Regions from separate parts of the Mus musculus genome. Here all the other regions are linked to region 1. The links are chromatin loops, found by intact Hi-C in ENCODE. Cell type or tissue: heart. All regions are shown on one strand.

What was found. Peaks named below come from ENCODE experiments on the same cell type or tissue, not always from the same donor. Only the 100,000 strongest peaks of a DNase experiment are listed, where the experiment ranks them.
Region 2: it touches region 1 in a loop (3-fold over the local background); 7 of 42 quality-filtered maps call a loop at or near these places.
Region 3: a loop joins it to region 1, with 2.3 times the contacts of the local background. A loop is called at or near these places in 13 of 42 quality-filtered maps.

What each region holds. Positions count from the first base shown.
Region 1 is chr19:8,894,016-8,902,015 of GRCm38, forward strand. Ints5 (integrator complex subunit 5) reads left to right here. Exons shown (of 2, transcript NM_176843.3): 2 at 744-3,875. The coding sequence ends at 3,720. Ganab (alpha glucosidase 2 alpha neutral subunit) reads left to right here and starts at 4,042. Exons shown (of 24, transcript NM_001293621.1): 1 at 4,042-4,144. The coding sequence starts at 4,107. In heart, a CTCF peak has its summit at 4,272; a DNase peak (open chromatin) is centred at 4,036; H3K4me3 peaks cover 2,999 bases; H3K27ac peaks cover 2,356 bases.
Region 2 is chr19:8,962,732-8,970,731 of GRCm38, forward strand. It overlaps Tut1 (terminal uridylyl transferase 1, U6 snRNA-specific), which reads left to right. Exons shown (of 9, transcript NM_197993.3): 5 at 1-91; 6 at 1,289-1,398; 7 at 1,533-1,643; 8 at 1,830-1,922; 9 at 2,303-3,479. The coding sequence ends at 3,429. It overlaps Eef1g (eukaryotic translation elongation factor 1 gamma), which reads left to right and starts at 4,310. Exons shown (of 10, transcript NM_026007.4): 1 at 4,310-4,494; 2 at 5,485-5,643; 3 at 6,431-6,494; 4 at 6,633-6,775; 5 at 7,113-7,256. The coding sequence starts at 4,483. In heart, no CTCF peak of the experiment used is centred here; DNase peaks (open chromatin) are centred at 2,541, 3,210 and 4,300; H3K4me3 peaks cover 3,631 bases; H3K27ac peaks cover 3,853 bases.
Region 3 is chr19:8,950,378-8,958,377 of GRCm38, forward strand. It overlaps Mta2 (metastasis-associated gene family, member 2), which reads left to right. Exons shown (of 18, transcript NM_011842.3): 15 at 1-12; 16 at 535-653; 17 at 759-907; 18 at 1,113-1,923. The coding sequence ends at 1,278. Tut1 (terminal uridylyl transferase 1, U6 snRNA-specific) reads left to right here and starts at 3,455. Exons shown (of 9, transcript NM_197993.3): 1 at 3,455-3,644; 2 at 5,010-5,200. The coding sequence starts at 3,563. In heart, a CTCF peak has its summit at 3,247; a DNase peak (open chromatin) is centred at 3,444; H3K4me3 peaks cover 1,983 bases; H3K27ac peaks cover 1,837 bases.

The sequences.
Region 1 (8,000 bases):
AGGTTAGCCTTGAACTCAGATCTGTCTGTGTTGGAATTGAAGGTGTATGTCACTGGTTAAGGCTGAATTCTTGAATAGTATGGAAAAGCACACATTTGGGAGGGAGAGCTTTTAGTAAGGTTACAGTTTTCTGACCATTGAGAGATTTCAGGGTGCTTGTGCTGTAGAGGGGGGGCTGAGAAGATGTTAAAGTAGGTATAGAATCTCAATATATTTAGCTAATTCAATTTTTCATTGAGTAATTCCCATATACCATCACCTTAACAAAAGGGAATTCTGTTTTAGGAGTTTAGAAATGGTTCCTGCCTCTTTGTAATATTTATCCTGATTTCTTAACTTTAATTTCTTTACCTGTAAAATGGGATCATAATAACCATATTGTTGTCAGGACTGAAAAAGTACTGGTGAAGTACTTAAAAGTGGGGTGGGGATGTAGCTTAAGAGATGGTGCCTAGTAGGCCTAAAGGCCTAGGTTTTATACCTCGTACTGAAAAAGAAAAAAGAACGTGGATATTTGAAAGGTAATCTGTTATTCCTATGATTATTGTTGCTGAAGGACAAATAGCATTTCTTGAATGACCAAGGTGTAACAGGAATGGGTATGCTTCTAAACCTTCATAAATTCTTATGAGGCACGTATTACCCTATTATCACATAAAAAGAAACCAGAGCTCATGAAAGGAATATAACTTACTTCACATCTCCCAGTATTTTGATTTTCTTTTTTTTTTTCTTCCTTACAGTGCTCAGGAGCTGTCCCAAGAAATCAAGGCTTTTTTGACCGGTGTAGACCCTATTCTGGGCCACCAGCTCTCAGCTCGTGAACATGCTCGATGTGGTCTTCTCTTGCTCCGTTCTTTGCCACCTGCTCGGGCTGCTGTGTTGGACCACTTGAGAGGTGTTTTTGATGAGAGTGTCCGGGCCCACCTAGCTGCCCTAGAAGAAAGTCCTGTGGCTGGTCCACCTCACCTCCGTCCACCTCCACCATCCCATGTCCCTACTGGTGGACCTGGCTTAGAGGATGTGGTGCATGAAGTGCAGCAGGTGCTGTGTGAGTTTATCCGGGCCAACCCAAAGGCCTGGGCACCCGTGATTAGTGCATGGTCCATTGACCTCATGGGACAACTGAGCAGCACATATTCAGGTCAGCATCAGCGTGTTCCCCATGCCACTGGCTCTCTCAATGAACTGCTGCAGCTGTGGATGGGCTGCAGGGCCACCCGCACATTAATGGACATCTATGTGCAGTGCCTCTCGGCCCTCATTGGTAGCTGCCCAGATGCATGTGTGGATGCCTTGCTAGACACTTCTGTCCAGCATTCCCCACACTTTGACTGGGTTGTGGCCCATATTGGCTCTTCTTTTCCTGGCACCATCATCTCCCGAGTCCTATCTTGTGGCCTTAAGGACTTCTGTGTCCATAGTGGGGCTGGAGGAGGAGCTAGTGCTTGTGGAAACTCTTCTCAACCCCCCTCTACAGACCCCTTCCCTGGATCTCCTGCCATCCCTGGGGAAAAACGGGTACCCAAGATTGCCTCAGTTGTAGGCATCCTAGGGCACCTGGCTTCCCGCCATGGAGACAGCATCCGACGGGAACTGTTGCGCATGTTTCATGATAGTTTGGCAGGGGGTTCTGGGGGCCGGAATGGAGAGCCCTCTCTTCAGGCCACAGTTCCCTTCCTACTGCAGCTGGCAGTCATGTCACCAGCTTTGCTCGGCACAGTATCTGGAGAACTTGTGGACTGCCTCAAGCCCCCAGCAGTGCTAAGCCAGCTGCAACAACACCTGCAGGGGTTCCCCAGAGAAGAGCTAGACAACATGCTAAACCTGGCTGTGCATCTAGTGAGCCAGGCCTCTGGGACTGGTGCCTACCGCCTGCTGCAGTTCTTAGTAGACACAGCTATGCCTGCTTCAGTTATTACTACCCAGGGCCTGGCTGTGCCAGACACCGTGAGAGAGGCCTGTGACCGGCTGATCCAGCTGCTATTGCTACATCTACAAAAACTAGTTCATCATCGGGGAGGGTCTCCTGGAGAAGGGGTGCTGGGCCCACCCCCACCTCCTCGTCCAGTGCCCTTTCTTGATGCATTACGAAACCATGTTGGAGAACTGTGTGGAGAGACATTACGGCTAGAACGGAAGCGCTTCCTCTGGCAACACCAGCTCCTGGGCCTACTGTCTGTCTATACACGACCTAGCTGTGGACCTGAGGCCTTGGGTCATCTACTGAGCAGAGCCAGAAGCCCTGAAGAGTTGAGTTTGGCAACCCAGCTATATGCAGGGCTAGTGGTCAGTCTCTCTGGCCTTCTTCCCCTGGCCTTCCGAAGCTGCCTGGCTCGAGTGCATGCAGGGACTTTACAGCCTCCCTTCACAGCCCGGTTTCTTCGAAATTTGGCCTTGTTGGTGGGGTGGGAGCAGCAGGGTGGTGAGGGCCCTTCAGCCTTAGGGGCCCGGTTTGGGGAGTCTGCCTCAGCTCACCTGGCTGATCTGGCTCCTCTCCTACTACACCCAGAGGAGGAAGTAGCTGAAGCTGCTGCCTCCCTCCTTGCAATATGTCCCTTTCCTTCTGAAGCCCTGTCCCCTTCCCAACTATTGGGACTAGTGAGAGCTGGAGTACACCACTTCTTCTCTTCTCTAAGGCTGCATGGCCCTCCTGGTGTGGCTTCAGCCTCTCAGCTTCTTACCCGCCTTTCTCAGACTTCCCCAGCTGGGCTCAAGGCTGTCCTACAGCTGCTTGTAGAGGGAGCCTTACATCGGGGCAACACAGAACTATTTGGAGGGGAAATGGATGGAGACAATGAGACCCTCTCAATTGTCTCAACCCCTTTGGCTTCTGCCTCATTGTTGGACATTAACCGGAGGCATACTGCAGCAGTGCCGGGTCCTGGAGGGATCTGGTCAGTTTTCCATGCTGGAGTTATCGGCCGTGGCTTAAAGCCACCTAAAATTGTTCAATCTCGAAACCATCAAGAAGTGATCTATAACACCCAGAGCCTCGTTAGCCTCCTAGTGCACTGCTGCAGCGCATCAGGGAACAGCGAGCGTGAGGGTTGCTGGGGGGCTCCCACCCTGAGCCCAGAGGCAGCCAAAGCAGTTGCGGTGACCTTAGTGGAGAGCGTGTGTCCTGATGCAGCTGGTGCTGAGCTGGCCTGGCCCCCAGAGGATCATGCACGAGCCACCGTGGAGCGGGATCTCCGAATTGGTAGGCGCTTCCGGGAACAACCTCTGCTGTTTGAGCTTTTGAAGCTGGTAGCAGCTGCTCCCCCAGCCCTGTGCTACTGCTCCGTGCTGCTGCGGGGGCTGCTGGCTGCCCTCTTGAGCCATTGGGAAGCCTCTCGACACCCTGATACAACCCACTCCCCCTGGCATCTGGAGGCATCCTGTATCCTGGTGGCTGTCATGGCTGAGGGAAGCCTCTTGCCACCAGCCCTGGGTAATATGCACGAGGTATTTAGCCAACTGGCACCTTTTGAAGTGCGTCTGTTGCTGCTTAGTGTCTGGGGTTTTCTTCGGGAGCATGGGCCCTTGCCCCAGAAGTTCATCTTCCAGTCTGAACGTGGCCGCTTCATCCGGGACTTTGCCAGGGAGGGTGGAGCTGAAGGAGGACCACATCTGTCTGTGCTGCACAGTGTCCTCCACCGCAACATCGATCGCCTGGGGCTCTTCTCTGGCCGCTTTCAAGCACCTCCGCCATCCACTCTGCTTCGGCAGGGGACTTGACCTTTTCTCTACAAGTTGTGCGAGGTTAAACTGAGAGAAGAGCCTAAGGTGCTACAGAAGGGTGGATGCTTCTAAGTCCGTACGTAATGAGTGGTGTCACTTTTTTCAAACCCCACCATTTTTTCTAAATAAAATTTGCCGAGTTGAGACAAACAGTCCAGTGTTTCTATCTGACACGGAAAGCTGCCAAAAGCCTGAGAACGCAGAGCCCGGGGCGTCGAGGCACGCCCCATTCATAATAAAGAACGCGCTCGACCAATGGGATAGACGTCCGGCCGCGCTCTGGACGAGCCAATCGGAAGGCCGGAAGGGGCGGGCACTAGGGTACGTGGCTCAACGTGCACAGGGGCGGGTAGGTTCGGGTCAAGGAGCAAACCCGGTACAAGATGGCGGCAATAGCGGCAGTGGCGGCGCGTAGGAGGCGGTGAGGAGCCCGGAACCCGGGGGCGCGTCCGGACGGCCCTAGATCCCCCGAGCCCCATATTGCTTCTTTTTGTATGCCTTCCCATCACCCTGCTACTTCTGGCCTCGCAACGGGCTCTTTGTCCTCGTGGTGGTGGCCTCTGGCTACAGCCTCCCAGCGGCAGATTCACGAGTCGCTGCGGCCCTTGTCTGTGGGGTTCCTGAATCTCGCCGGGCTTAGAAAGGCTGAAGCTGGGTGCTGTCTTCGGTCTTGTCCGCTCCCAGCCGCCCCTTCTCCCTTGGCGGTTCGGGGTGGTCAATGCTTTCGTCTCCTTCCTGCAGTGCGCAGGGCTGTCGAGGCAGGTAGGGGGACGAAATGCATCCCAGCCTGTAAAAAAGCAGCCTGTTGCCACACTGCTCCTTTTTCAGGTTGGAAGCAATACGATGGGCAGATCGTCCTGTATTCCTTCCTTGCCCTCCCGACCAGCCTGGGCCAGTTTCATTAGTGTTCATTTGCTGGGCACGGCTGGGGCAGGGTCCAGTAAGTTCACAGTCTGCATGGATAATGTTGCTCAAACACAACATGTATCAAATAATTTGGCCTGTTCTCTGGAGTTTTGTAGAACCTTAAAAAAAGCTTGAAAACACATCAGCGCCGTAAAGCGCGGTACACCTAACGGATGTAAAGGGTCGGGAGAGGCGTGTACTGTCGACAGCAGTGTAAAAAGGGTGAATCATATACTCAAGTTCTTCTCCAATAAACAGATGTAACTTACCCTAAAGTTCATACTTGACTTAGCTCATGAACACCTCTCGTTTGGGATGCTTAAGGCATTCCTAGAGCCAACAAGTCATGTTGAAAATATTCTTTACCAATCATTTCCTTACTGACATCTCTCCAAACCTATTTTAAAGACTTGAAGATAGGGTTCCAGGGAGTATTTACGAGCTAAACTGCTCACTACCGCTACATAAGTAGCCATTCCTCAGGACCCAGGCTGTATCAATGCCTTCTGATTAGATTTTTCTAGTAGCATTGTCTTCTGTTTGTCTTACAGGTACTTCTTCCTCCAAAGCCTAGCACGCTAGTTCCTAGTGTTTTCTCACTTTGCTGGCTGCCTTTTTTCACTACTGGTGGCTGCCTGCCAGCTTTCCAAAATTTCCTGCTTCTAGGGAACTTTATTAACTGATCCCCTTCACAATTTCCTTTTGGTGCTTCTGGGGATCAAACAGGACCTGCATTCACCTCACTATATGGTAACTTTCTTTTACCTTCCAAGTAGATATGGAGGCTGGATAACTGTGTATGATAAGCCCTTTCTTGGTTTTATTGCTTAGAAGAACCATATCTTCTGTGTTGCCTTGCCCCAACCCCCTTCTTATTCATTTATATAATGAGACAAGGTCTTGTCAATCTAGGCTTGTCTGACCTCGAATTCACTATGTATGTGGACCAGGCTTGGCTTCAAACCTGTAAGAGATCCATCTGCCTCTGCCTCTGTCTGCCTCTGCCTCAAAGTGCTAGGATTAAAGGGTGTGCATCATTATGCCTGACTTCCCCCTTTTTTAAAATGAGTTTTCTGTTTTTAACGTTTATTTTCCCAGTGTGAGTTGTGTGCACATGTATGTGAGTTTACCTCTGTACATGTATGGAATGAGTTGCTTTTCTCCGTCCCACATGTGGGTCCTGGATAATCAAGCTTAGGTAATTACACGTGGCTACAAGTGCTCTTAGCTACTAAACCTTCTTTTTTTGTTTGTTTGTTTGTTTTTGTTTTTTCGAGACAGGGTTTCTCTGTATAGCCCTGGCTGTCCTGGAACTCACTTTGTAGACCAGGCTGGCCTTGAACTCAGAAATTCGCCTGCCTCTGCCTCCCAAGTGCTGGGATTAAAGGTGTGTGCCACCTCTGCCCAGCTTCTACTAAGCCTTCTTATGAGTCCCCTCTGTACTCCCTGGGGAACACATCTTAGTGTGTTCCTGTATTGCTTAAATCATAGTCACTGGAAGAACTTGTTTAAAAGGCTGGTGCTATAAGCTGAGAATGTAGCTGGATGTAGCCTAGCATGAGTGAGACCCTGAGTTCACTCTTCAACACTGCAAAAAATTTAAATAAAACTTGTGGTCCAAGGTTTGGCAGTGTTTGTTTAATACATACAACAAGTGTTTCTTGGATTTCAAGATGGGGTTTCACATAGCCTAGGCTAGCCCTTAAATTTAATATGTAGCTAAGGATGACTGAACTGTCTTCTTGTTTCTACTTCCCAAGTACTGGGATTATAGGTCTGTACTACCACACTTGGCTAGGTTCTCTTTCCTCCCTCCCTCCCTTCCCCTTTTACCCTTCCCTCTCTCCCTCCTGCTCATACTCAATCAGTTTTTCTCTCCTTTCCTTTCCTCCCTCCCTCCCTCCCTCCCTCCCTCCCTTCCTTCCTTCCTTCCTTCCTTCGGGGTTTCTCTCTTTAGCCCTGGCAGTCATGGAACTTGCTGTGAAGACCAGGCTGGCCTCACAATCCTGTCTTTGCCTGGGTCACACATTAACAGACACTAAAATCTGAGAGTCCCTTTTTAGGAATCATTTAGTAGGTAAATAACCTCCAAACTAAAATCTTATTATTATTCTTTATGTGTTTTTATGTTTTCCTTTCCTACATGCATGTCTGTGCCCCCATGTGTATGTCTGATGCCAAAAGAGGGTGTTGGATCCCCTGAAACAAATTACAGAAGATTGAACTGGCATGTGGGTACTAGGAATCAAACCCAGGCCCTTTTGAAGAACATCGACAGCTACTGTTCTTAGCTACTGAGCTGTCCCTCTAGCCCCAAACTTACTTAAATGAGGTTACTAAACCATAGTCTTTCATTTGATGCACCTTGTGGGAGTGACAGTTTGTGGGGACCTGGATGTGAGGCTCTTCAGTTTAGCACGTCTGCTCTGCTTTGCTGACGATCAGTGTGCTGTGCTGTGCACTGTGTGGAAGTCATGGTCGTAGCCACAGTCAGGGCTAAGCTCCAGGCTCTTCACCTCTGCGTAGCTGTTCAAAAGTCATGGCTGATTATTCCTGTATGGCTGAATTTTCCATCTGGAAAAAACCTCCTGACCTAACCTGACTAAGAAAAACAATGAAAGAAAGGGGGAAAATAAATGTATGGAAAGTAGTTTTGAGTCTTGGTTACGTGTTAGGGTTAGGGGGTGCTTATTTATGCATTATGATTATTGAGATAGGTTCTCACTGTGCTGCTCATATTAGTCTCTCCTATGCTCAAGTGGTTCCTAACTCTGGCCCTAGCCTCCCAAATAGCTGTGTACTGCAAGCATATAGCATGCCATAGAGAGTTTAAACAGTCACTATTTTAGGCCAATTAAATCAGTCTCTGAAGGTGTTGCTAGGGTATTGATTCTTTTACCACTGCAGTCATTTTAAAGCTAGGGATGCATCGGTTAGCTAGGCTCAGTGTGTTTTTCAGCTGTCACTCTGACCTTAGTGATGATGGTGATTTGTTTTGAAGTTGCAGAACTGTACATCAAAGGAACTGGGTGTCTAGCGTTCTAGGACCTTAGGAGTTGTGATTAGCAGATTGACTCCATCTGATGACTTACCCCTGAAAGGCATAGTTAGCTTTGTTCTTGTGATGTACACACATGGTACACCATTTCCTTTGGGATTGGCTGTTACTGCTCCTTTCCTCTGAGAGGCTGATGTAACTACAGTCAGTACTCGGCCTCTAAAGGCCACACAGACAGACTTTGTCCACTTACTCTTGGGTTGTTTTTTCAGGGACAGTGTGAACAAACCATCTCTTCAAGACTAACTTTTCTTTTTCTTTAAAAAAATTTTCCTTTGAGACAGGATCTCACTGTATAGTCTGGGTTGACCTG
Region 2 (8,000 bases), 69 kb after region 1:
GAGTCCAAACTGTGCCCTCTGCCCGGCGTCCTGTGGTCAAGTTCTGTCATCGGCCTTCAGGTCTTCATGGAGATGTATCCCTCAGTAACCGGTACTTTTGTGTGGGGTTGAAGGCTGGCTCTAAGGTCTGGGGTATATGAGGAGGGGGTCCTGATGTGGACGAGCTTATGCCTGCTGAATTTGTTTTTCTTCTTTGGTTCAGTCCTCCTTTCTTCCACGAATGTCACCTCCTACCTGGCTTCCATTTCAGTGTTTTTTTTTCCTTTGGAATACTTTGTGCGTTTGAGTCAGAGTCTTGCTCCATTGTCCAGACTGGCCTCAAGCCTGTGATTCTCCTGCCTTAGCTTCCTAACTCCTGGGGTTACAGGCATGTGCTGCTATGCTTGACTCTGCAGTACTGCTTTTTGTTGTTGGTTTTGTTTTTTTGAGACAGCCTGTGTTGAGACAGGCTAACCTTGAGCTCATAGGCCTTTGCCTCCTCCTTTGGGGTTAAAAGCGTAGGAAAGAGTTCTGTAGCTACAGAAACCTAGGAACTGTTAGGTTAAAAGTAAACAGGGTTTTCCTTCACTATTTTTCCTTCCCTACTCCATGCTTTGTTTCTTTGTATATTAAGAGCTTTGCAACCAAATGCCTTCTCTTGAACCCCATAAAAGGAGGCCACAGATTATAACTGGGCCTCCGAATACTCTCATTCATGTGGCCCGCATATTTCTTTCAGATCTGTATTATCACTTTGCATTGAATAAACTATTCTTGCTACTATGCTTCTTATATTTGTGTCCGCATCTCATCTTGAGTGTAGTCAGAGAATGACGTGTGGGAATCAGTTCTCTTCCTTGTAACATAATTCCTAGGGATTAAACTGAGGGCGTCAGTCTTGGTGGCAGACTCTTACCCACTGAGCCATCTCACTGGTCCTGTGTCTCTGAGGCAGTGTCTCTATATTCCTATTCAATCTCTTGAGTATTGAAATTATAGGCACGTGCTACTACACCTGGCCGTTGAGCAGTCCTATATAAATAAACAACATGTCTTATGAATGGTGACAGTACAGGGTGAGCATTTGGAATGTAGTATTGCCTAAGGTTCAGTGGATACATATTCCCCCCTACCTCATCCCTAGGCTCAGGATACAACACAGGGCTTTATCAGTGCTAGGTAAATGTCCCACCACTGAGCCACATCCCTAAGATCCATTTAATGTTCTTTTGCATACTCCCTCATAAGATCATTATGTCAGTAGAACTTTGGGAAAATTTCTAACACCTTTGCTTCTCCATTGTCCTAGGTTGGCCTTATATAATTCACGTTTCCTGAATCTCTGCTCTGAGATGGATGGTCGAGTCCGGCCCCTTGTGTATACCTTACGCTGCTGGGCTCAGCATAATGGGCTGTCAGGTAAGAATGAGAACAGACTTGGCCCAAGTTTGTGTCAGGCAAAGGCAGGGATTTAGCAAGAAAAAAAGAGGTGGGCACAGAAACCAGGGCTTGTAAATACTTCTTCCTAACTTGAATTATTGGTTATTATCCAGGAGGTGGCCCCCTTCTCAATAACTACGCCTTGACGTTGTTAGTGATCTACTTCCTTCAGACCAGAGACCCTCCAGTACTTCCTACTGTGGCCCAGCTTACCCAGAGAGCAGGTACTGCAGAACGGCCTCTACTGTCATGACCTCAGCTTCATCTCACCCCTTCACACTTCAGAAGCCCCGAGATGAGATCTCTGGCTCTGCCCTTCCCAGAGATCAGAAGGCAGGCCCTCTGCCACCATCAATGGCAGACTCTGGGCTGACTGGCTCTGGGCTGACTGTCTCTTCTTACTGTCACAGGTGAAGGGGAACAGGTAGAAGTTGATGGCTGGGACTGTAGCTTCCCTAAGGATGCCTCAAGATTGGAGCCCAGCACCAACGTGGAGCCTCTCAGTGAGTCTGGGGAACCTGGTAGAAAACTGATTGTGATGACAGGCTCAAGAATAGGGGACATATACTTGTGTGCAAGGCATGCTCAAGAATAAGAGACATATATTATACTTGTGTGTAAGGCATGGTCTTCATAGTAGCCTATGGCAGCTGTTTTATGGATGGAAAAACACGTATCTTGGGCAGGCAAGTAAGAGGTGTATTCCCCAGTTTCCCTGCTCTCTAGGCCAAGCAGAAGCATCTGGGTCAGGCAGGGCATGGCTGGGTTTCTCAGGACACTTCTGAAGTCCTATGAAGGGAAGAGAGTCCCACTGAAGTAGCTGCAGGGATGTCCCAGTTATGGCTTCCAGGTGACCCCCTTTTTTCTAATCTGCCTCCATCAGGTTCCCTGCTGGCCCAGTTCTTCTCCTGCGTATCTTGCTTGGATCTTTCTGGCTCCCTGCTGTCCCTGCGGGAAGGTCGGCCATTGATGGTGGCAGAGGGCCTGCCTTCTGATCTCTGGGAAGGGCTGCGCCTTGGCCCCATGAATCTCCAGGACCCCTTTGACCTGAGTCACAATGTTGCAGCCAATGTGACCGGCCGGGTGGCTAAACGTCTGCAGAGCTGTTGTGGGGCAGCAGCCAGTTACTGCCGAAGTCTCCAGTACCAGCAGCGTTCCTCCCGGGGCCGGGACTGGGGACTGCTCCCGCTTTTGCAGCCCAGCTCCCCTAGCTCCCTGCTGTCTGCCAAGCTCATCCCCTTACCCTCTGCCCCCTTTCCACAGGTCATTATGGCTTTGGTGGATGTGTTAAGGGAAGCACTAGGATGCCACATAGAACAGGGAACCAAGAGACGACGGTCAGAAGGTGCCAGAATTAAAGACTCTCCCTTGGGAGGGGTGAACAAAAGACAGAGACTTGGTGGGCAAGAAAAGAGCTTCGAGGAAGGGAAAGAGGAGCCACAGGGATGTGCAGGGGACCACAGTGAAAATGAGGTAGAAGAAATGGTAATAGAGGTTCGAGAGACACCTCAGGACTGGGCCTTGTTGCACTCGGGACCACCAGAGGAGGAGTTGCCCCTGATGACTGCAAACTGTCTAGACAAGGCAGCTGAGCATAATCCCATGAAACCTGAAGTGGCTGGAGAAGGGTCTCAGGGTGAGACAGGGAAGGAGGCATCACACCCATCATCAGTGAGCTGGCGCTGTGCCTTGTGGCACCAAGTATGGCAGGGGAGGCGGCGTGCCCGGAGACGATTACAGCAACAAACCAAGGAAGAAGGTAGAGGAGGTCCCACCACAGGAGCAGAGTGGCTGGCAATGGAAGCTCGTGTGACCCAGGAACTAAAAGGACCCAATAGTGAGCAAGAGAGGCCGCCGGGGGAGCCCCTCCTCAGCTTTGTGGCATCTGCCTCCCAGGCTGAGCAGACACTCACTGTGGCCCCACTCCAGGACTCCCAAGGCCTGTTCCCTGGTCTTCATCATTTTCTACAGGGTTTTATCCCTCAAGCACTTAAAAATCTCCTCAAGTGAGGAACCAAACCTCAAAAACAATAAAGCTGCTAGTTTATTTCATACAGACATTTAATGTTCTTTTGCATACTCCCTCATAAGACCATTACGAGGTCTTTGTTTTCCTCCTGGTAACGCCTTTTTTCTTTGCCTCAATGTAGCTTCTGGCCTGACTACTCTAAAACAGTCCTATGACTTCCACTTCAGAGCTCTCCTTCCCACTTGCCAGCACTTTCCTAGGGAGTGCCACCTCCACGAGGCAAAGGCACTGATTTCTGAGAACAACCTTTGCCCACACGAGACTTGTCCTGCTGCTCCAGGTGATGGGAACCACAAATTTGGGTTTAGGGTTTGTCTTTTCTATCCTTTAACGTGAAAGAGAGTTCAAATTGCCCATAAGCTGGAGTCAAGATTTATTTTCAAATTTGGATATGTGTAAACTATTGTATCAGAACTGGGCTGCCTTACCCGACCCTCTGGGGCGCAGCCAAGCCTGAGTGGTGCTGGTGACGTGGCAAGTTGGTCCGTGCTGCTTTGTTGTGTAAGTTTTAACAGCACGGAGTTTAATCGGAGCAGACCTACTTTCAGATGTTTTCGGCCGTGGGCCCCAGCTGAACAGACAGACCCTTTACAGAAAAAACCCGAACAGGAACAAAAGGAATTCAGTAAATTGCCACCCCTTCCTTAAGGCAGTTCCTGTAGTTTGTCACGGGTTCCAGATACCAGCCTTCGAGGGGCGGTGCTTCCGCCGGGTTCTCACACTTTTCCCCTCCCTGGGTGAGCTCCGTCTCCTATCAGGCTTCCGATTGGTCGGCGACGCGGGCGGGGCAGGATCGTCCAGAGTTATACTACGCAGGCGCCCGCTCTCTGCGCTCCAGGCTGCGGGCCCCACCCCTCGCTTTTTCCAACTCAGCGGGGCTGTAGACGGAACTGTCGTGCGTATGCCTTTTATGCCGTCCTCGCTTTCCGGCCGCTGTTTCCACACTGCTCTCTCCTTTCCTCCTCCCTTGTCTCCTTTGCGGCTTACTTTGCGGCAGCACCGACAGCCCCACCCCCTTTCTCTGCGGAATCACCATGGCGGCTGGGGTAAGTTTGCCGGCTCCGGTGATTAGGGTCACCCTATCCACCGCCATCCTTTGCCTGAGTGGGGCCAGTCGGCGCCAGGGGAGTTTCAGACCCAAGCCGCGAGCCGATCTGGGGTTCACAAGCCGTACGGTCGGAGAGCATGGTTTCTAGGGCCTGGAGGGGAACTGAGGCTGGGGCTCAGAGGCTAGAGGTGGAACGTTCTGGGGTTGAGGAGAAAAAAGATGCTGGGTCTCCATTGTCTGGACCTTTAAAAAGTGTTTAACCTCACTGCCATTTTGAGGTGTGGCGTCTGAGCAGGTTGGTGGAACTTTTGCCACCGTTTTGTGGGACAACAACGAGGACGTGGAAAGGAGAGGGTCTTTGTGGGAAGGGGCGACTGGCACGTTGGGAGTTGACCTTCGGGGAGGTTTGGGAGCCAGAGGAATAAAGGGGGGGTGAAGTGAGCCCATATGGACCCTGCTGGTGAGATTTTAGTAGGGAGACAACTGGGAACTCACTGCAGGACAGGACCAGAGGGTTGCTAATTCGCCATGTGCAAAGAAAGGCATTTCAGGAAGAATAACTGATGAACATTAGAATTCAGCGTGTCGATTCTGAGGGGAACTTTGAAATCCCTTGGTCTGTGTGTGTGCTTTTGAAGTGATAGCAGCCTGGAAGTAGTTAGACTCCGGGTCACCGCCAATGAATGAAACAAGGGTTCTGGGAGAGATGGGTGTGAGTGTTCGTGTGTTTAGGCAGATGGGACCAGAAGTTTTGAAGGGAAGAATGCCTCTAGAGATGTCCTTAAGAGAGGTCACATCTGTCGGTAAGCTTTATTTAGCAGCTGGGATGTTCTTCTTGGTATTTCAGAGGACTCTGATTACATGGGGCATACTCGGTTCACTAGGAGTGAATCTAAGCTGTGCACATTGGAATTGCATGGAAGTGTGCGTGGGGAGTGGCATTCAGGGTTCCTTGCCTCTAGTCCATCCTTCACCCTTTCTCTTGTAGACCCTGTACACATACCCTGAAAATTGGAGGGCCTTCAAGGCCCTCATCGCTGCTCAGTACAGCGGGGCTCAGGTCCGCGTGCTCTCCGCACCACCCCACTTCCACTTTGGCCAAACCAACCGCACCCCTGAATTTCTCCGAAAATTTCCTGCCGGCAAGGTGAGTGGGGAAGCATCTGGGATCTCTAGAATTCCATTATTCTGGAGATGGCCCCCATGGTGTGTGTGTGTGTGTATTTATTTATATATATATTTTTTTAAAGAAATTTTAAGGGGCTAGGAATGTAACCTATTAAAGCCTCTGAACTTGACTGCCCAAAGGAAAAAAATAATTTTGAAAGCTCCCGGAGACCGAGGCAGGGAGATTGTGTGAAGCAAGCCTATAAGTATAGTAAGATCCTGTCTCCATTGTAATTATGAAGTTCCATTGTATTCACAGCTGTTCAGTGACTGTCAGGAGTTCCAGGCCTGGTTTATATTTGTAGGATAAAATGTATTTTCACCAGGTGTTATCTGTATGTATGTACTAAGTATGTCTTGAGAGTTGGATTCTTACCCCATAGAGCATGAGTAGAGCTAAATATCCAAATCTAAATATAGAGGCAAATGCTAAGTCTGGATGGCACCTAATGATTTGGGCAGTGAAGCTGTGGGATTGTTGGGTGGCATCCATATCTGAATTTGTTTATTTTGAGGTGGGGTCTCAGTAGCTTGCTGGCTGGTTTCAGACAAGGGTATGGGGCACCACACTTTAGCTATGTTTGAATTTCACCCTTGTGAATTCATATCATGAGGGATACTAAGTAATTTTCACTTCTGAGCTTGAGATGTCATGAATTAGCGTAGCAAGAGTTGTCTGTCTTAACATATTATTTAGAACAATTCAGCCTGGAGAATTGGCTACTGAGAAATCTCTGTGTTTATGTTTTCTGCTACTTTCTCCACAGGTTCCAGCATTTGAGGGTGATGATGGATTCTGTGTGTTTGAGAGCAATGCCATTGCCTATTATGGTAATTTGTGGGGATACAGGCGTGAGAGGGTATGGGGGTAAGGCTGTAGAAGCGGCTGTGGCGGACAAGGTGGAATCAGAGACCCGGCTTGGTTTTGGCATGAGGTCAAAGTTCTAAGCTCTATGTCTGCCTTTGCAGTAAGCAATGAGGAGCTGCGAGGAAGTACGCCAGAGGCGGCAGCTCAGGTGGTGCAGTGGGTCAGCTTTGCTGACAGTGACATCGTTCCTCCAGCTAGTACCTGGGTGTTCCCCACCTTGGGCATTATGCACCACAACAAACAGGTACGCTTTGGAACTTGGGGAGAAGCTGGGCCAGAGATAGAGTCAGAGCCTACATTTTGGGACTGGGAGACAGATGAAGGAAAAGATAGCAGGAGTGTGGGGGCAATGCAGACTAAAGTGGCTACCATCAGTATGGTGCAAATAAAGTCATGTTGATCATGAAGATATCTAACACGAGTGATTTCATTTCTGATAAGTTTCAACTGATTCTAGAGTCTAATGATAGAGGGTGGGGGTTGAGTCGATGGCTGGTTAAATGGCTTCTTTAGTTCTGTTGGTGGGGGGATCTGAGGAAAGGGACTTGGTACCCACTAAGCTTGAGTATTCAAAACAACAGGCCACTGAAAATGCGAAAGAGGAGGTGAAGCGAATCCTGGGGCTGCTGGACACTCACTTGAAGACTCGAACTTTTCTAGTGGGCGAGCGAGTGACACTGGCTGATATTACAGTTGTCTGTACCCTGTTGTGGCTCTATAAACAGGTAAGGTTTATATCCCATGTGACAGGGGTTAGACCTGTATTAGGGTAACCCTGTTTTTGCTTAAGACAGACCAGTAGTTAATGATTGTAGGGATCCCAACAGTGAGAACTGTGACTGTTTCCATCTTATTAAAGATGGATAAAGGCTGCGTGTGGTAGCTCATACTTGTGTAATCCCAGCACTTGAGATACTGAGACAGGAGGATCATTCTGGTTTAAGGCCACCCTAGGCTACATAGTGATATCAAAAATAGAAAGCAAAAATCAAAGATGTAAGAGACAGGGATAGTGACTGCAGCAGCGAGAGCTTTTGGAGGCAGATTCAGGTCTCTGTCTTAACTTCAGTGTTTAAAGATGCAGTGGTATAAGAATTCTCATAGTTATTTATCTGTGATAAGTCCAAGGTGGTATTCAGCTTATGTCTACATGTATTTGCATATGTGTGTGCATGCATGCAGATCCCAAGGAGCTTGAGTTACAGATGGCTGTGAGCTACTATGTGTGTGCTAGGAATCAAACCAGGTAGCCATCCCCAGCTGCCCCCAACCCCCATGTTTGTTTTTTTTTTTTTTTTTAATATTGTGTTGCTGATTTCTAGGCGGCAGCAGCTCTGGACCCATTCTGGTTCAGAATTACAGTCCAGTGAGAACAAAAAAAAATGCCATTGTTTGCCAGACTGGTGTGCCTCACAGGGTTCATTATAATCCTTCCATGGCCACAACACACAGCAAGTACATGTTCAAGT
Region 3 (8,000 bases), 56 kb after region 1:
TCAAAGATCTGGGTATGAGATGGGGAACTACACCCAATCCAGGGTGGGTGGAAGGTGGAGAGACAGTTGGGGTGGTGCCAGCCTCTCTAAGAGTCTTTTCTTCAGTCAGGCTGACAGCTAAATTTTACTATCTTAAGTCTTCTTCCCCAGAGTTTTTCTTTGACACTGAGTCCACACAACTTAGAGCTTTTGTGTGTGCTTATTATTATGATGATCCTTCTTGTTATTGTTTTTTGTGGTGGTGCTGTAGATCAAAACCCAGAACCTCATATGTTCTGGTTTAGTGGTTTACCGTTGAGCTCCATCTCTGGCACAGAAGTGGCTTTATATACGTATTTTCTGATCTGAAAGCATAATGTGTTTTTAAATAAGGTTAAGTAGCTTGATAGGCCATTTTCTCCATTATTAATCTTTAGGCCATTAGAGTAAACAACTGGTCAGGGTAGAGAGGGAGGAAAGAATGGTAATGAAACTACATAGGCAAGGAAAGTGGGAACATTTTCTATTTCATCCCCCTTCTCCCTCTACTGACAGTGGCTCAGGCACCTCTGAAACCAAAAACACCTCGGGGTACCAAGACACCAATCAACAGAAACCAGCTGACCCAGAATCGAGGCCTGGGGGGCATTATGGTGAAACGTTCCTATGAGACTGTGAGTTGACAGAGTGGGTTGGGAAAGCTGAACAGGGTGGGCTTTTGTTTCTAATAGGAGTCTAAGGAAGGTAGTTCCTTCATTATGTACCCCATCCTTTTCCAGATGGCAGGGGCAGGGGTCCCCTTCTCTGCCAATGGAAGGCCTCTGGCTTCAGGGATTCGTTCAAGCTCACAGCCAGCAGCCAAGCGTCAGAAACTAAACCCTGCTGATGCTCCCAATCCAGTGGTATTTGTGGCCACAAAGGACACCAGGTAGGGAGGGAGTCCACCATGAGGGGCTGAGAGGCTGGCAATCCAAGTTGTCCAGCATTGGAAGTAGGCGTATCTGAGAAAGATAGGTGCACAAGAGAATGTGGGTACCAGAGGGTAGAACTGTAGAGGGCGTTGTGGAGCTGAACCTGGTTGAGTCTTGATGCTCATCAAGCTTTCCTGTTTCTGTCTTGCTCTTTTTGGCCAGGGCTTTAAGGAAAGCTCTAACTCACCTGGAAATGCGCCGAGCGGCCCGAAGGCCCAACCTACCCCTGAAGGTGAAACCAACGCTGATGACAGTGCGGCCCCCAGTTCCTCTGCCCGCTTCTTCACATCCTGCCAGCACCAATGAGCCCATTGTCCTGGAGGATTGAGCATCTTAGGGGAAGGGAGGTGGGATGAGAGGTAGAGGGGTGGGTGCCCAGGACATACAAATCTTCATTCCTTTTGGTATCAAAGGGAGTAAGGAGTGAGGGAGGGTTGACCCTGGTGTGTGTGTGTCCTTGCAGGGGTTGGACACCCTCTGGTGTTAGTTACTGCCTGTAACTGCCAGTAACGTCCCTTTTTGGGCTTCACAGCCTATAGGAACTTGCCTGTGTGTGTACCTACCCTATTTGGGGCCTGGGACCCACAGGTGGTTTGGACAGTTGGGGGGGAGGGTTTTTTAATTTTTTAAAAATGAACCTCCCTTTGTAAAAGGGATGGAGGAGGGGAAGAGTAAACATATCAGGTGTTAGTCCCTGGCAGGGGAAGGGAAGTACACTGCCATGTCTCATTTTTCCTTATTTTCTAATGGGGGGTTACTCTTACTGTCCGGTGTCCGGACTTTCCTAATTGGAATTTGAGAGCCCTAAGATGGCGTCAACCCCAGCCCATGCTCACTCTTTCTTCCCTCCCCTTTCTCCCTCTGCCTTTTATATGCCAATTCTCAGAAATAAAGATCTTTTGTCTGTTTTTTAACCTCAGATTCTGTAATTGGTTCTTACAGTGACAAATAAAAAGCTGTTTTCTTCAGCTCCTCCAGGCTCAGCTATTCTGTGTGTGTGTGCGCGCGCGTGCGCTGCATTTTTGTTTTGGGGGTGTTTTTGAGAGGGAAAATAGAGGACAAAGGACAATGAAGGAGGTACAGATGGTGCTTGGTCTAGGAGCAGCTTTCTGAGACATGCAGCCGGACTGGGAGGAAGTCTGTGCCAGCTAGCCTTCTTGTGGGACTCGAGCTTCTCCCATTGGGGCTGAAGTGCAAGCATTATCTTGGTCTAGATTTGTTCCGAGCTCTAAGGGCTCTCCGTCTCCACAGAAGGGTGTGAGGATGTCTGCCTGTTACCTACTTGTCCTTTGGATGCCAGGGAATTGGTCCCAGGGCCCAGAGAATGCTAGGCAAGTGCTCTACTATTGAGCTACCTACATCCTCAGCCTTAACTTTCATTTAGGCATTCTAGGAAATGTTAGCTAACAGGCAAAGATGTACTCCAACAAATGCTGCTTGTGTTGGCACATCCCTACCTTTAATCTCAGCAACGGGGAAGCAAGACTGCAATTCAAGCTCAGTGGTGTATGTATACAGACTGCTGCCTCAGGATTAACAATCAACCTTAGCAACTGCCCCTGCTTTTAAGCGTACTGCAGTATTCTCTTTTTTGGTTTGGTCTGCTCTTTTGGGTTGGCATAAGGATTAGATGCCTGAGGAGGGCCCAATAAGGAGGGACACAGGGCCTTATAGGTGACTCAGTCAAGGTCGCAGACTGGTTGGTGTTCTGCCTAAGGTCTACTGTGCGGCTGATAATCACAGCACAAGCTGCTGAGCTCTCACCTGGTAGCCCTTCCATTTCATCACGGGCCCTATGATCGACCAGCTTTCATACTCTCCTCTGCTTCTGAAACCACACGACTAATTCTGGTTGGGGATCTGCTACACTTCCCGTTCCACATTCTTGAATGAATGTCCTTATCTCTTACCACTGTAGTCAGTTCTTCATTGTACTGCCTTGAAACGGGCCTCGTTAATATACTTCATTCAGACTACATCTGTGGAAGAAACTGGCAGACTAAGCTATCAGCCATCTGGCATTGCGCTCATTGAATCCAGCTGATGGGGGTGGGAGAGACAGGGATGGACAGCTCTGAGAACACTTGTAGAAGGATCAGGCTGCAGAGAAAGGAACTGACCTGAGGATGCGGGAGTCCCTGAGCTCCACAAGGCAAGCGATTGGAAACACCCACCCTCTGCGTCTATTCGCAGGGTAAAATAAGAGATTGAGGGGGCAGTTGTGTGGTGAAATAAAGGCATAGATCGCCCGCCACCACTTGGCAAAGAAGGACTTCTGCTGTCAAGAAGCAAGCACGCCTTTGTGGCTGCTTAATGAATATTCACGATTCTTCGGGCCAATCAACGCTGGAGTAGAACGAAGCTCTCCAACTAGTTAACTGTAGGCCAATAAGCATCGTCGAAGGGCGGCCTTTCCCGAAAGTGTTTTAGAGCTGGAACTCTCAATCCTACGAACGAGGTTTCTGGAGGAATATGGCAGCAAAGGACACGACGTCACTTCCTACTACATTGACGGAAGTGGCTTCCCCGCACGCACGTTACAATTTTTAGTTGTGTGTTCCGGTGTGTTTCCGGCGAAATAGGCTGTAGGCGTTCCGTACCGGAGAGTGGCTATGGCGGCGGTGGATTCGGACGTTGTATCGCTGCCGCGTGGCCGCTTTCGCTGCTGCCTCTGCGATGTTACTACAGCCAACCGTAAGCGGTGGCTAGTGAGGGAGGAGGGTGGGTGCTAGTGAAAGTTAGGGTTATCTAGGTTATGTGTTTTTGGTGTTTTTGTTTTTGAAAATAGGGTCATCCACCTATTTTCACTCATCATATCCTAGGGCACTGGAGAGTGGGGAAAAATCTGACCTGTGGTTCCTGCTATGGAAAATCTCCATAGTGAAAGTTTCATTATTCCCTTTAAAATCATCACCCGCTGTCCATCCCTTCTGTTTCTGGTACTTCTGCTGGTCTCTGGAGTAGGGAAGGCGATTTAGGAACTCATTGTTTGGCCTGAGGTAGTTTCAGTACACCACGGGTATGTTCACAGAGAAGGCAGTAATTCAGTCGGAGACTCCCCAATGGAGGCTTTCTCTAGAGGCGAGGATGAGTGAAATAGCGTGATCTGAATGAGGGCCGAAGGTGCCAGTGAGGAAAAGGTGTAGGGAAGGTGGACTAGATCATTCTGTGACATTGTGAACGACTCAATGACACATCAGATCCTACTTTTTATGTCCGCAATTGTGATCTCCCCTAAACAGGGCCTTCTAGTATTTTCTTTGTGAATGACACCCCCCCCCCCCCCCCAGCACTCTGCTCATTAGGGCAAGCCAGCAACTTAGGAGCCTTCTTTGTTCACATAACATGCTTCCATGGCACCAAGCAGCTGACTGATAATTAAATAATAGCTAATTTTCTACACTTACACATCCAAGCCCACATCCCAGAAGGCTGGAGCTGTACATGAATGATGCCTATATGTTAGACACTATCATTTCCATCATATGTCTGAGAAAATGTTATGTCTGCATTACCCACCTTTTTGTTTTTGTTTTTGTTTTTTTGTTTTTGGTTTTTTGAGACAGGGTTTCTCTGTATAGCCCTGGCTGTCCTGGAACTTATTCTACAGACCAGGCTGGCCTTGAACTCAGAAATCCATCTGCCTCTGCCTCCCAAGTGCTGGGATTAAAGGCGTGCGCCACCACTGCCTGGCTATGGAATACCTACTTTTTATTCCTGAGAATTATTCAGGGCTCTAATTTATTTAGTTCTTGTACATATGGCCTTGGACAAGTTACTTAATTCTTCTCCAGTGTGCAGATGTTTCTTTGCTTACTGCTTCTTGTTGGTTTGGTTTAAGACCTACCTACACTGTAGCCCTTTCTCACTTAGACCCCTTAGAGAATGCACTGTGTAGAAAAGGGAAGAATATCAAGTGTGGAAGGAGGTACAACTCTGTCCCAGTGTCACCCTTTGTCGTTGAAGGAACAGAAGATGTCCATATGTACAGAGCAGAGCAAGAGAACAGGTACACTAACAGACCCTTTTTATGCTTACGTCTGACATTTGTCTCTCCAGGACCCAGCCTCGATGCCCACTTGAAAGGCCGGAAGCACCGGGATTTGGTGCAACTCCGAGCTACCAGGAAGGCACAGGGACTCCGAAGTGTGTTTGTCAGTGGCTTCCCCAGGGATGTGGGTTCTGCTCAGCTCTCTGAGTACTTCCAGACATTTGGCCCTGTGGCCAATATTGTCATGGACAAGGACAAGGTAGAGTGAATGGCTCTGGGATTAATGTGTTTGCTTCATATGCAGAGAGAGAAACCTGCAGTCTGTTTTGGCTTGCCCTTGGTAGACAATTCAGAACATTAAGTAGCTCAGTTGGTGAGCTTCTGACACCTTTGGATTTTTATTCACCAGTATTAATTATGGAGGGCTTGTTTACCAGACATGTATGTATGTATGTATGTATGTATGTATGCATGCATGTATCAGGGTACTTATCACGTAACTATGGGTTTTGCCTAGTAACTCTGACTGGGACTTGCTATCTAGACCAGGCTGGCCTTGAACTCACAGAAACTCACTTGCTTCCGCCTCCTTGGTCTTGGAATTAAAGGCTGACATTAAAGGCATTTGCCCTATTCTTTGGACCTCGCCCCCCCCCCCTTTTTTTTCTTTTCTCTCTGTTGTTTTTTAGTTCTAGGGATTGAACCTGGGTACTTTTGAATGCTAGGAAAGTGGCCTTTATCTCTACAAACCATCCCCATATCAGTTATCCATCACTGCCTGTCTGTGATTCATGCCTGTGTGCTGGTGAGATCTGAGTAATTTTTTTGTTATGATAAGGATGCGGTAAGGGTCCACCATCCTTTTGCTTTTGACTATCAGGTGACCCAGTATATCTATAAGGCCATTCTTTTCCCAGTGGTCTTATTATCCACTTGAAAACTAGTTGACTGGACATAGGGATTTGTTGGTATCAGTTTCTTTTTCTTCATCTGAATATGTCTTCATGCTGACACTACAGTCTTTACTACTCTACAGAATGCCTCTTTATGGAACAGAAGACATAAGAGAACATGTGTTTTCATCCACAAGCAGCCATGTTTGCCTTGTTCCTGCTAATGTTTTACCTTACCTTAAAGAAAAGAAAAAATATATTTAGTTATGTTCAGCTCACCCAAATCACAGCAGCCTAGCTGTCATATTGTTGGTAATCCTAGATAGTAAGTTCCTTGAAGACAGGGTTAATTATTAGAGTGTGTGTGTTTATATTAGTAGTAATAGGCATTTTTAAAAAAAATTATTATATTTTGGTGTTAAGGCTTAAATCCAAGATTTTATGCACACAACTTTATCAATGAGCTGCATTCTAAGCCCAACATGTATTCTTTTTAAAATTGTATTGTGTGTGCACCTGTGTGGTCAATGGTGCAAATGCGGGGGTCAGAGGACAATGTTGGGATTCTGTTCTGTCATATTTTGTATTCAGGGGATTGAAATCAGGGTCAGGTTTGGTGGCAAGCACTTTACCCCAACATGAATTATTATTATTAATGTTTGTGGGTGGGTGTCTGTGTGAGGGCATGTGTATGTAAGTACAGGTGCCAGGCCAGAGGAGGCCATTGGATTGTATGGAGCTGGAGTTACAGGTGGTGGCAAGCTGTTTGGTGTGTTGGGAACTGAATTCCAGTCCCTCGAAAGATACCAAGAGTTGTTAATCACTGAGAGATTTCTCTAGAATCCCACATATGGACCTTCCCTGCCATGGACTCTTATCATTAAAAGAACCAGCTAGAAAAAGGTTATTCTTTGTTTTTTGGTTTTTTTGAGAGTAAATCTCATGTCTCTCTGGCTGGCCTCAAACTTGTTATGTAGCTGAGGCTGGCCTCAAGCTTGTTATGTAGCTGAGGCTGGCCTCAAACTTGTTATGTAGCTGAGGCTGGCCTCAAGCTTGTTATGTAGCTGAGGCTGGCCTCAAACTTGTTATGTAGCTGAGGCTGGCCTCAAGCTTGTTATGTAGCTGAGGCTGGCCTCAAACTTGTTATGTAGCTGAGGCTGGCCTCAAACTTGTTATGTAGCTGAGGCTGGCCTCAAGCTTGTTATGTAGCTGAGGCTGGCCTTGAGTTCCTGGTCTTCTTGCCAACTCTTTTCCTTCTGAAAAGATTTCATTGGGTTTTGTTTGTTTTTGTCTTTTAAAAAAAAAATTCCAAGAAAGGTTCCTTCGTGTAGCCCTGGCTGTCCTAGAACTGACTCTGTAGTTGAACTCACAGAGATCCACCTGCCTCTGCCTCCTGAGTGCTGAGACTAAAGGTGTGTGCCACCATCATCTGGCTTTATTGTTTCTTTTTGAAGCAGTCTCTCTCTAGCCCTGACTGGCTGTTCTGGAGCATAGACCAGCCTGGCCTCAGACTCAGAGATCTGCCTACTGTAGCCTCTCAAGAACTGGGATTAAAGGTGTGTGCCACTGAGCCTGACCAAGATTTTGTTTTTGTTTTAAATTATGTACACATGTGTTTGTGTGTAAAGTTGTGCATAAGTGCCTTTAACTCTAGAAGGTTGTGAACTTGGGAACCAAGCTTATCACTGTCCAGCCATCTTTCTTTCTTTTTTTTTTTTTTAAAGATTTATTTATTTATTATATGTAAGTACACTGTAGCTGTCTTCAGACACTCCAGAAGAGGGAGTTAGATCTCCTTACGGATGGTTGTGAGCCACCATGTGGTTGCTGGGATTTGAACTCTGGACCTTCGGAAGAGCAGTTGGGTGCTCTTACCCACTGAGCCATCTCTCCAGCCCCCCAGCCATCTTTCTAACTCCTTTAAAGTTTTTGTTTGTTTGTTTGTTTGTTTGTTTGTTTGTTTGTTTTTTTTTGGTTTTTCAAGACAGGGTTTCTCTGTGTAGCCCTGGCTGTCCTGGAACTCACTTTGTAGACCAGGCTGGTCTCGAACTCAGAAATCCACCTGCCACTGCCTCCCAAGTGCTGGGATTAAAGGTGTGCACTACCATGCCTGGCTTTTGCATTTTAATTCTTAAAAAAGACTTATGTGTGTGAGCTTTACCCCAC